Linked DNA regions of Mus musculus: region 2 is linked to region 1. The links are chromatin loops, found by intact Hi-C in ENCODE. Cell type or tissue: gastrocnemius. All regions are shown on one strand.

The links. Peaks named below come from ENCODE experiments on the same cell type or tissue, not always from the same donor. Only the 100,000 strongest peaks of a DNase experiment are listed, where the experiment ranks them.
Region 2: a loop joins it to region 1, with 4 times the contacts of the local background. A loop is called at or near these places in 1 of 42 quality-filtered maps.

The regions. Positions count from the first base shown.
Region 1 is chr12:110,838,448-110,843,447 of GRCm38, reverse strand. Mok (MOK protein kinase) reads left to right here and starts at 2,509. Exons shown (of 12, transcript NM_011973.2): 1 at 2,509-2,702. The coding sequence starts at 2,696. It overlaps 4921507G05Rik (RIKEN cDNA 4921507G05 gene), which reads right to left and starts at 2,419. Exons shown (of 2, transcript NR_152102.1): 1 at 2,163-2,419; 2 at 1-1,039. In gastrocnemius, no CTCF peak of the experiment used is centred here; a DNase peak (open chromatin) is centred at 2,464; H3K4me3 peaks cover 1,407 bases; H3K27ac peaks cover 862 bases.
Region 2 is chr12:108,845,767-108,850,766 of GRCm38, reverse strand. It overlaps a transcript of Slc25a47 not described here. Among named protein-coding and RNA genes, the nearest start is that of Slc25a47, 2.9 kb to the left of the region's middle. In gastrocnemius, a CTCF peak has its summit at 2,502 (motif pointing right); a DNase peak (open chromatin) is centred at 133; H3K27ac peaks cover 200 bases.

The sequences.
Region 1 (5,000 bases):
CCTGAGTGGATTTCGTTGAGTTCCTTTTTTTGGACGGTCAAATGCACGAGACCAGAGAGCAGCTGTGCTGTTTTTGTCTGTTTGTTGGCTCTTAGCCGGAGATGCCTTCAAGGGCTTCTTGCTACAGTCTGGGTTGGCTGTTCTCTATGCCTGCTGCCCAGCTCATCTTCCCAGCCTTCCCCATCCTGTGCTGGATCCCTCTCCCGGCAGCCCCAGGGGTTTGTCTCCCTCACTTTGGACGTCCATCATCCATGGTGACTCCTGGGAAGTGATGAGATCTCCTTTCGTGTGTGACCCCATTTTTGCCTCTGCCCCCACCACACCAATAACTGGGGAATTCTAGAAGAGAATTAGAAGCAATTGGAAGGCCACACTCCTCTTTTATGGCCAGTGAAATATTCAATGTCATGCCCCCTGTGCTTCTGTGAGTCTATCCCAAAGTTATCACATTGGGATAGACTCACATATCCCAAAGATATCACATTTGGGATAGACTCACAGAATGTGAGTCTATCCCAAAGTTATCACATAGCCTACGATTTAAGAAAGACAGTTTGCAGCAGGGGCAGTGGTGGTGTCCCCCTGCTTCTGTATCAAAAGATCTGGTGGAAAGAGTCACCTGACAGGAAAGCTGGAGTGGCAAAGGATAAAAGCATTTTCCAAAGTCTATGTAGCTGGAACTATGTAACCCAGGCTGGCCTTGAACTCGCAGAGATCGGCCTGCCTCCACCCATAGCCCCAAGCCACAGTGCTGGGACTAATAGCAGGAATGTGTGACAACCCCCTTTTCTCTGTGTCTCTTGCTTTTTCCAGACGCCTGAGTTGATTCTCCTGGCCTTCTTCACTAAGGCTCCATGACTCTAAGCTTGTCCTTCCTCTCCCCTCTGCAGCGGCTGGTGATCGAGCTCAGTCACTGAGTTCTAGCTTTTATCTTCCTCTTCACATTTTTAAATTTTGACATAGAGCTCTGGAACACACAGTCACAGGAAGGCAGAACATTTTCCATAGAGAAACCGAAGTCCTGCTTGTGAATTCTGGGCTTGGGGTGAGATGGAGAAACAGAAAACAAATAGGGAAATGAAAATAATTTAAATGTTTCACTCCCAATGTGTGCATATGAAAACTGTTAGACAAAAAAAAAAAAAGAAAGAAAAATAGACAAACAGAAGGGCTTTTCAGATGTTACTTCTATTTTTCTATTTATTTATTTGTTTATTTATTATGTATTTATTTACTTATTATATTACAGTAAGTACACTGTAGCTGTCCTCAGATACTCCAGAAGAGGGCATCAGATTTCGTTATGGATGGTTGTGAGCCACCATGTGGTTGCTGGGGTTTGAACTCAGGACCTTTGGAAGATCAGTTGGTGCTCTTAACCACTGAGTCATCTCGCCAGCCCCAGATGTTACTTCTAATTTGCTAAAACACATCAGTTGTTCCAGGGGCCAGTTTGAAACACACCCTCCATAAAATATGTACACGTTGAAACCCTTTGCGCCCAACTTCTTCTGGGCACAGAAACACAGGGAGTCAGAAGCCATGGGCTGGTGTCTGGGTTCAGTGATCCACCAGGAGGTGCCCCTGACAAAGCTCTTTATCATCTTGGGACTCCAACAACAGGATATATGGTTTCTATTGCCCAAGTCAGCAAAAACACTTCTCCCATCTGCCTGTTTAACTGGGTCAAAGGGTAAAGTTTGTCCTGAATCCTCAATGCTTAAAATCAGGCTTGCCCCTAGACAGATAAGAATGATACAGAGGTGACAGGTGCTGATTCCCCTGGCTTTTGGACAAACATTTATTAAGCACTTGCAGTGTGACAGACCCTGTCAAGCCTTAGGCAAAAGCCCCTAGGAATTGGGTGGGGCACCAGGGACATCTCATTTAGTCTTCACTGCGACCACTTGGGTAAGGATTTTTCTTTTTCTTTCTTTCTTTATTGAATTTAAATGCAGTTTATTTTTAGACAACCCACATGACTTTTTTTTCCCCTTTTTTTCTTTTTGAATTTAAATGCATGGGGTGAGAATTTTTCAACCTCACTTTACAGTAACAAGAATTTAGGGATCTCGTCTAGGTCGCTTTTCATTATATCTCCAATGCGTGCAACACTACTTTTAGCAAAGTAAATGTTTGTTGAATTAAGCAGTAAAACTTACAAATTACACAGCAGTAGCTATCAGGCTGCTTTGATGCTCAACTGTAGGTGTTGTCAAGAACAGGCTCCAACTAGTGTTACAGGCAGTTAAAGCTCAAGGAAATTGTTCTCGTCTGGTTCAACATCGTTACATTCTCGGGAGAGCTGGGAAGAGTCAGTCCCACCAAGGTCGCCTACTCACTAGGTAAGAAATTATACTTAAATTTAAAGCGGCGAGAGGTTGCGTAGCGACCGAACCGAGGCGGCAGGCTGCACCGCGCATGCGTGAACGGGCCAGCGGTTTTTAAACCCTCTCCTTTGCGCATGCGTATACGCATGTCTCCGGAACGCCCCTCCCTCCTAAGGGTCTGGCGGTTGCTAAGGCGACAGGAATACAATATGGCGGCCGGATCCTAACGCTCCCCAGCCAGGGACCACCGCGAAGGTCCTCGAGCCGGAAGCCACCTCTGGAAGGGAGAAGGCCGGTACCACAGTCTCCTCTTTTCTTTTCGGTCCGGGGCCGTCCAGGGGCTGACGGCGTCATCCGCGTTCAGGATGAAGAGTGAGTGGGGCCGGAGAAGGGCTGAGGGTCCCCGGGGCCTGCGGGGCGGCGCCGCAGGTACCCGGGGCTAGGCAGCGGGTTCTGCTGGAGTTTGAGGAGTTGTGTCATTTCGTTCATTCACTCGCTCATTCGTTCGTTCGTTCGTTCGTTCGTTTGTCGGATCGCATCTGAAATCTCAAGACATTGGCCGTCGGCTCTGAGCGCTCACACGGTGGCTCCCCGCCCCTGCGGGACGGCGGCTTAAACCGCGTTCGAGAGGGACGCTGGGCCGCCTATCTTACTTTCTGAGTTAAACAGTTGTGGTTCTGAAAGCATCCTTTTAGCGGAATGTAAAACGGTTGCTTAGAAGTTGGGAGATGAGGCAGTCTTTCTAGAAAATAGAAGGACTGGAAAACTGGACTTAGTGCCGGGTTTGTGGGTAACCTGGAGTCCAAATGCGACTAGACAAGTCGGTTTTGTTGGGACCGCTGTTTGATTTTCATAGATATACGGTTATGATTGCCTGTGATAGTGTAGCCAGAAGTGTAGTCTCTTACCGTGATTAGATTGTGTTCTCTGTAGTTACAATATCAAATTGACACTACATTTTAATTGCAGTGCAGTAATTTCTATGTACCATAAATGACATAACATTTAAAAAATAAGTCATCTCATTCACCCTTCAGTCTTGTGTCACTGTGTCACTCCCTTTAAGGAAGATTAATGTGGTCTTGAGGGGAGTGACGGGCGCATTCATTCCCCTCACTTAGAGGCAGAGGCAGTTGAATTTCCATGAGTTTGAGGCCAGCCTGATCAGTATAACAAATTTCAGGATAGCCAAGCCTACTAGACAGAAACTGTCTCAAAAAAAAAACAAAAAAAAACAAAAACAAAATCTGATGCAGTAGCATGCACCTGCAATCCCAGCATGCCTATGGTGAGATGGGAGCAGAGATAAGAGATTCCCAAAGAGCTCGAAGTTCAGGCATATGCAGTGCTAAACACCACAGACACTACTACAGGTGTTCCTCTCACCCCAGCTATGGTATCTTCTCTCTCCCTCCACACCCTTCTCTCTAGTATTCTCTCTCTCACCACAGATCCTATAGACACACTTAAAGAGGAGAAAAACAAAAACAAAAAAAAATTTAAGAAAAGTTAAAAAATAGACACATCATAAAATGCAAATTATATATGCAAAATATTAATTTAAAAAAATTTAAGTTTTATATATATATATATATATATATATATATATATATAGAGAGAGAGAGAGAGAGAGAGAGAGAGAGAGACAAGGCTAGCCTCAAACTCAGAAATCTGCCTGCCCCTGCATCCCAAGTGCTGGGATTAAATGCATGCGCCACCACCGCCCGGCTCATTTTGGTTTTTCAAGACAGGGTTTCCCTTTGTAGCCAAAGCTACCCTAGAACTAGCTCTGTGGACCAGGCTGGCCTAGAATTCAGAGATTAGCCTGTTTCTGCCTCTCAAGTGCTGGAATTAAAGGCGTGCACCATCACCACCCTAGGCCTCCAGAAAGTGGATTGTGGCCAAAGTTTTGGTAACACCCAGGTTTAGCCAGTTTTCCTGTCCTCCTCCTTTGCCTTGTAAGTCATTTGCATAGTGAGTGGCAAGGTGTCCCAGGGTAAAGTTAAGAGCATCCGCTCTGGAGGTGGAGGACATTGCAGCCAGGCACGGAGCTAGGCAGACCCACAGCCTCAGGAGTCCCTGCCGCCTCTCAGCCCCCTCAGCTCTCATCCTTAAACAGGTGTAGTGACAGCAATCTCCAGGGAAGATGCTGAGGATGCTGAGGGGTCAGGTAAGACGGTGTGTGTGTGTGTGTGTGTGTGTGTGTGTGTGTGTAAGACACCACTGTGTCTGGCATGCAGACTGGGAGTGAGTGCCTGGCTGGCCCAGTGGATGGAAGACATCGACTCGAGAGAGAAGATGAGCTTGACCAATCCTTACTTGAAGACATTTGTCCTTACTGGATCTAATTAGAGTCCTTACTTTTTCCTCTCTAGACTGTTTTTTGGTTTGGTTTGGTTTTTGGTTCTTTGAGACAGGCTTTCTCTGTGTAGCCCCAGTTGCCTTGGAACTCACTCTGTAGACTAGGCTGGCCTTGAACTCACAAGAGATCCGACTGTCTCTGCTCCCAAATGCTGGCAGTAAAGGTGTGTGCCACCACTGCCTGGCCTGTCTGATTTTTTTTTTTTTAAGATTTATTTATTTTATGCATGTAAGTACACTGTAGCTGTCTTCACATACACCAGAAGAGGGCATCAGATCTCATTACAGATGGTTGTGAGCCACCATCTG
Region 2 (5,000 bases), 2.0 Mb after region 1:
AGGCAGGCACTACCTAAGAGCCAATCTATTTGATGGCGGCCAGCCGATGCAGAAAGTGCAGCCTTGTCTCTATGGCTACGGCTGCTAGTTCAGTTCAGGGGCTCAAAGACGCAGGCTGCAGCCCTACAGGGGGCCTTCGAGCCAGAGAGCTGCCAAATGAAGGGAAGGGGCATGCTGACATGGGGCATTCTGCAGTTCTGTCTGAATGACCCTCAGGGCAGGGCATCAGGAGGCCACGTGTCCACCTGTTTTTCTGTTCTCCGTAGGCTGGCCTTGAACAGGCTGGTTTCAAACTAGGGATGACCCCTCGCCCTGACAGTTTGTCTATGTTTAGACAAGTCGTCAGTGCTGGCTGCCACGGCAGAGGGCAGAGGGCAGAAGAGGCCAGAAAGCATCCTGTCCAAGGCCAACCTCGATGTCCATCCTGGCCTGTGCAGGGGCATGGCTCAGCATCTGGTTGGAAGTTGACACTGCCATCTGGCTTTGTGACATCTGGCTTTGTGACAAGATCTTTGAGCTCCCTATAACCTCTGCTTCTGCACCCACAAAATCTGTGCACACACAGAGCAAGCTCCAGCTGGGTTCCTGCAGAATCGCCAGCCAAATTCATTAACAGAAGGTCGAGAGGGAGACGATGGGTTGTCGCTCTAGAGAGGAAGCTGAGCCAGATGTTACACTCAAGAAGCTAGGACCTCGGATAATGAGGGAACCTAAAACACACTATCCACCTAAGAGGACCGAGCCCCTTCAGTCCCATATTGCCAATGGTTAGGGCATCCACCCCAACAGTAGGGCCCAAGACCCCAGTTTACCCCAGACACCTTTCTCTCTCTGCCGATCTTGGTGTCTGTCCTCCATGATCTCAGTCAGGTCCAGCTGCCACTGTCCACCGACACTCCTCTAACTGTGTCATTGTTCTTGGACAGCAGCCCACCTGTCCAGGCTCCTGATGCATGCAACTAACACATGCCAGGTACCAAAGCGTAGGACTCCTCAGTAAACACAACAACCTAGTCTCTGTCCTAGAGACCTGATGTGCTGGAAGTGAAACAGAGAGCCCTTGACAGCCAGGAAAAGCCCAGAGGTGATTGCAAGGACTGGTGTGGGTCAGCAGCTGCTCCCAGCTGAACCCAGCAGCTGCTTGTCGAAGCATAGCAGCTATGACAACCCACAGGAGACTCTCAAAAGAGTGGGCCTAGTAGTGTCCTGCTATTTTTTTTTTTTTTTTTTTTTTTTAGTTTTTTCAAGACAGGGTTTCTCTGTGTAGCCCTGGCTGTCCTGGAACTCACTATGTAGACATGGCTGACCTTGAACTCAGAAATCCACCTGCCTCTGCCTCCCAAGTACTGGGATTAAAGGCATGTGCCACCATTGCCCTGTCCAGTGTCCTTCATGATGCAGGAGGCTCATGAGTCTCTTGAGGCCTCTGTCTTAGTCAGGGTTTCTATTCCTGCACAAACATCATGACCAAGAAGCAAGTTGGGGAGGAAAGGGTTTATTCGGCTTATACTTTCATACTGCTGTTCATCACCAAAGGAAGTTCAGGACTGGAACTCAAGCAGGTCAGAGGCAGGAGCTGATGCAGAGGCCATGGAGGGATGTTCTTTACTGGCTTGCTTCCCCTGGCTTGCTCAGCTTACTCTCTTATAGAACCAAGACTACCAGCCCAGAGATGGTCCCACCCACAAGGGGCCTTTCCCCCTTGATCACTATGTGAGAAAATGCCTTACAGTTGGAGCTCATGGAGGCATTTCCTCAACTGAAGCTCCTTTCTCTGTGATAACTCCAGCTGTGTCAAGTTGACACAAAACTAGCCAGTACAGCCTCTCTCTACCCTAAGAGTACCTGAAAGAGCCTTGAGCACACAATGTCAGAAACAATGGGCACCTCACCTCAATTTATAAGTCAGATTCATTGACAGTGATTTGCCAAGTAATCCTGAGTTGCCTGCTGCTGCAGCCATCAGCAATCAGAGGTAGAGAGCTCATGAGGACATAGGTGAGAGTCTGTGGAGACTGAATAAGTCTTAGGAGATGCAAGTGCAGACACGGTAGGTACAGGCCACTGGAAGAGTCAGTTTGAAGTGGGCTGTGTCATAGGCAGAGGATGCTGAAGCAGGGGACAGAGGATGAGTTCTCACTCTGGCAAAATTCCTGTGGAAAAGGCCGGGACCAAGTGACAGCCACTCAGCGTGCCTGCCCCCGTCTAGACTTGGGTGCCTCTTTTAGAGATCCAAGTGAGGGATTCCATCTTGTTTAGTTGATAAGTCCATGTCCTGGAACTCACTCTGTAGACCAGGCTGGTCTTGAACTCAGAAATCCGCCTGCCTCTGCCTCCCGAGTGCTGGGATTAAAGGTGTGCACCACCATGCCCGGCTCACAAGCAGCATTCATAAACAGAACAAATAAGTGATCAGTGTGTGCCCCCTGGTGTGCCAGCAGGTGGCATTCACCTGTGTAAATGCTCAGTGTGTGCCTCCTGGTGTGCCAGCAGGTGGCATTCACCTGTGTAAATGCTCAGTGTGTGCCCCCTGGTGTGCCAGCAGGTGGCATTCACCTGTGTAAATGCTCAGTGTGTGCCCCCTGGTGTGCCAGCAGGTGGTATTCACCTGTGTAAATGCTCAGTGTGTGCCCCCTGGTGTGCCAGCAGGTGGCATTCACCTGTGTAACAGTGCTGTGGAATCATTTCTCGGCACTTACACTCAAAACAGAGTGTGTTGGTTTGAATGGGAATGGACCCCATGTTCCACGTATTTGAATGCTTAATCATCAGGAAGTGTCATGTTTGAAATGATTAAAAGGATCAGAAGGCCTTGTTTGTAGGCTTTAAGGTTTCAAAAGCTCTTGCCAAATTCAGAGTCCCCCTCTTTCTCTCTCTCTCTCCTCTCTCTTTCTGTCTTTCTGTCTCTGTCTATGTCTCTCTTCTCTGTGTATGTCTCTCTCATCTGTCTGTCTCACCCTCTTTGTGTCTCTCTCTGTCTCTGTCTATCTTTCTGTCCCTTTCTTCTGTCTGTCTTTCTGTCTCCCTCTGTCTCTGTCTGTGTCTGTCTGTGTCTCTCTTCTGTCCCTCTCTTTTGTCTCTGCCTTTCTGTCTCCCTCCACTCTGTCTCTGTCTCTCTGTCTATGTCTCTCTGTCTGTGTGTGTCTATCTGTCTCTCTCCTCCTCTCTGCCTATGGCTCACGATGCAGCTCTCAGTTACCCCTCCAGCACCAAGTCTGTCCATGTGCAACCATGCTCTCCACCATGATAATGAACTAGACCTCTGAAACTATTCAACGACTAAGAAAACCCCAATTAAATGTTTTTGTTTTTGTTTTTTTAAAAATAAGAGCTGCCTTTGGTCACTGTGTCCCTTCACGGCAATAGAACAGTAACTAAGACATGAAGTAACTCCAGTCTGTGCTCTAACTAAGCCATCTGCAAGCTGTTATCCCATATAAAAGAGTTCCTTCAAGAGATGACTAGCTGGGCTGACAAGATGGCTCAATGAGTAAAGGTGCCTGCCTGCTAACAAGCCTAACAACCTGAGTGTGACCTCAGGGACCCACATGGTGGAAGGAGGAGAGAACTACTCCTCAAGTTGCTTTCTAACTTTAATGTGTGTGTGTGCATGCATCACGATTCGTTTCCCAGGACACAGGACATAACACAATATGTAATCAACTTGGGCATAATAAAGTTTCCTAGTAACAGCAGAATCAACATATAAGAAAGTTTTCTTAACTCACAAATCCACCTGTCTCTGCCTCCCACCACACCCGGCAAGAAAGTTTTCTTATAATGGCAGGCTAACCAGGTAACAGTTACCTAGGCCTTATCATTTAACCTAGGCCTTAGCATTCCATCTATGTCTTAATATCTTCCCTATGCCTGAGCATGCTGATGCTGTCTATATCAGGAATGGAGAAGCCTTTTTTTATATTGCCCTAGGGAGAGTCACATGACACCCAGATTAGCAGAGAGAGAGAACAGAAGAATTATGAATTAAAAAGGCGACCCTGGGACAGCCATGTTTTCTGAGTCACCAGAGCCTAATTTCTCCAGCACTTTGCCTTCTGAATAAATAGACCTAGACTCACCAAAACCACAACTATGTATGGCTGGTTGTAGGTATGTACTGGTTGCTCATTGGCTATAAACTTCTCATAGACACTGATGGCCTATGCTGGCCTTCCTCCCCACTCATAGCACATGCTTCAGGATGAGTTGCTGCTGGGTGGTTAAGTGGAGGGAGATGAGAACAGGTCAGCGAGCAGATGGATGGAGTGGATAAATAGAGACGTAGGGAGGAGAGGAAGAAAGGGATGAAGGGAGAGAAGGATGGATGGATGGATGGATGGATAGATGGATGGACAGAAACAACGAGAAGAAAGTTGGATAGAAAGTGGAATGGGCCAGGTGGTGGTGGCACACGCCTTTAATCCCAGCACTTGGGAGGCAGAGACAGGCAGATTTCTGAGTTCGAGGCCAGCCTGGTCTACAAAATGAGTTAGTTCCAGGACAGCCAGAGCTACACAGAGAAACCCTGTCTCAAAAAACCAAAAGAAAAAAAAAAGTGGAATGGATGAATGGGTAGAAAATAGATGGAAGACAGACAGATGGCTGAACAGATAAGGGAAAGATGGATGGTGTGATAGCTTGTATATGCTTGGCCCTGAGAGTGGCACTATTAGAAGGTGTGGCCTTGTTGGGGTGGGTGTGGTATTGTGGGAGTAGGTGTGTCACTGTGGGTGTAGGCTTTAAGACTCTCATCCTAGCTGCCTGAAAGTCTGCTAACAGCCTTCAGATGAAGATGTAGAACTCTCAGCTCCTCCTGCACCATGCCTGCCTTGATGATAATGGACTGAAGCTCTGAACCTGTAAACCAGCCCCAATTAAATGCTGTCCTTTATAAGGCTTGACTTGGTCATGGTGTCTGTTCACAGCAGTAAAACCCTAACTAAGACAGATGGGTAGAAATGGATAGATGGAGCAACAAAAAGGTAGAGTCAGAGATGAAG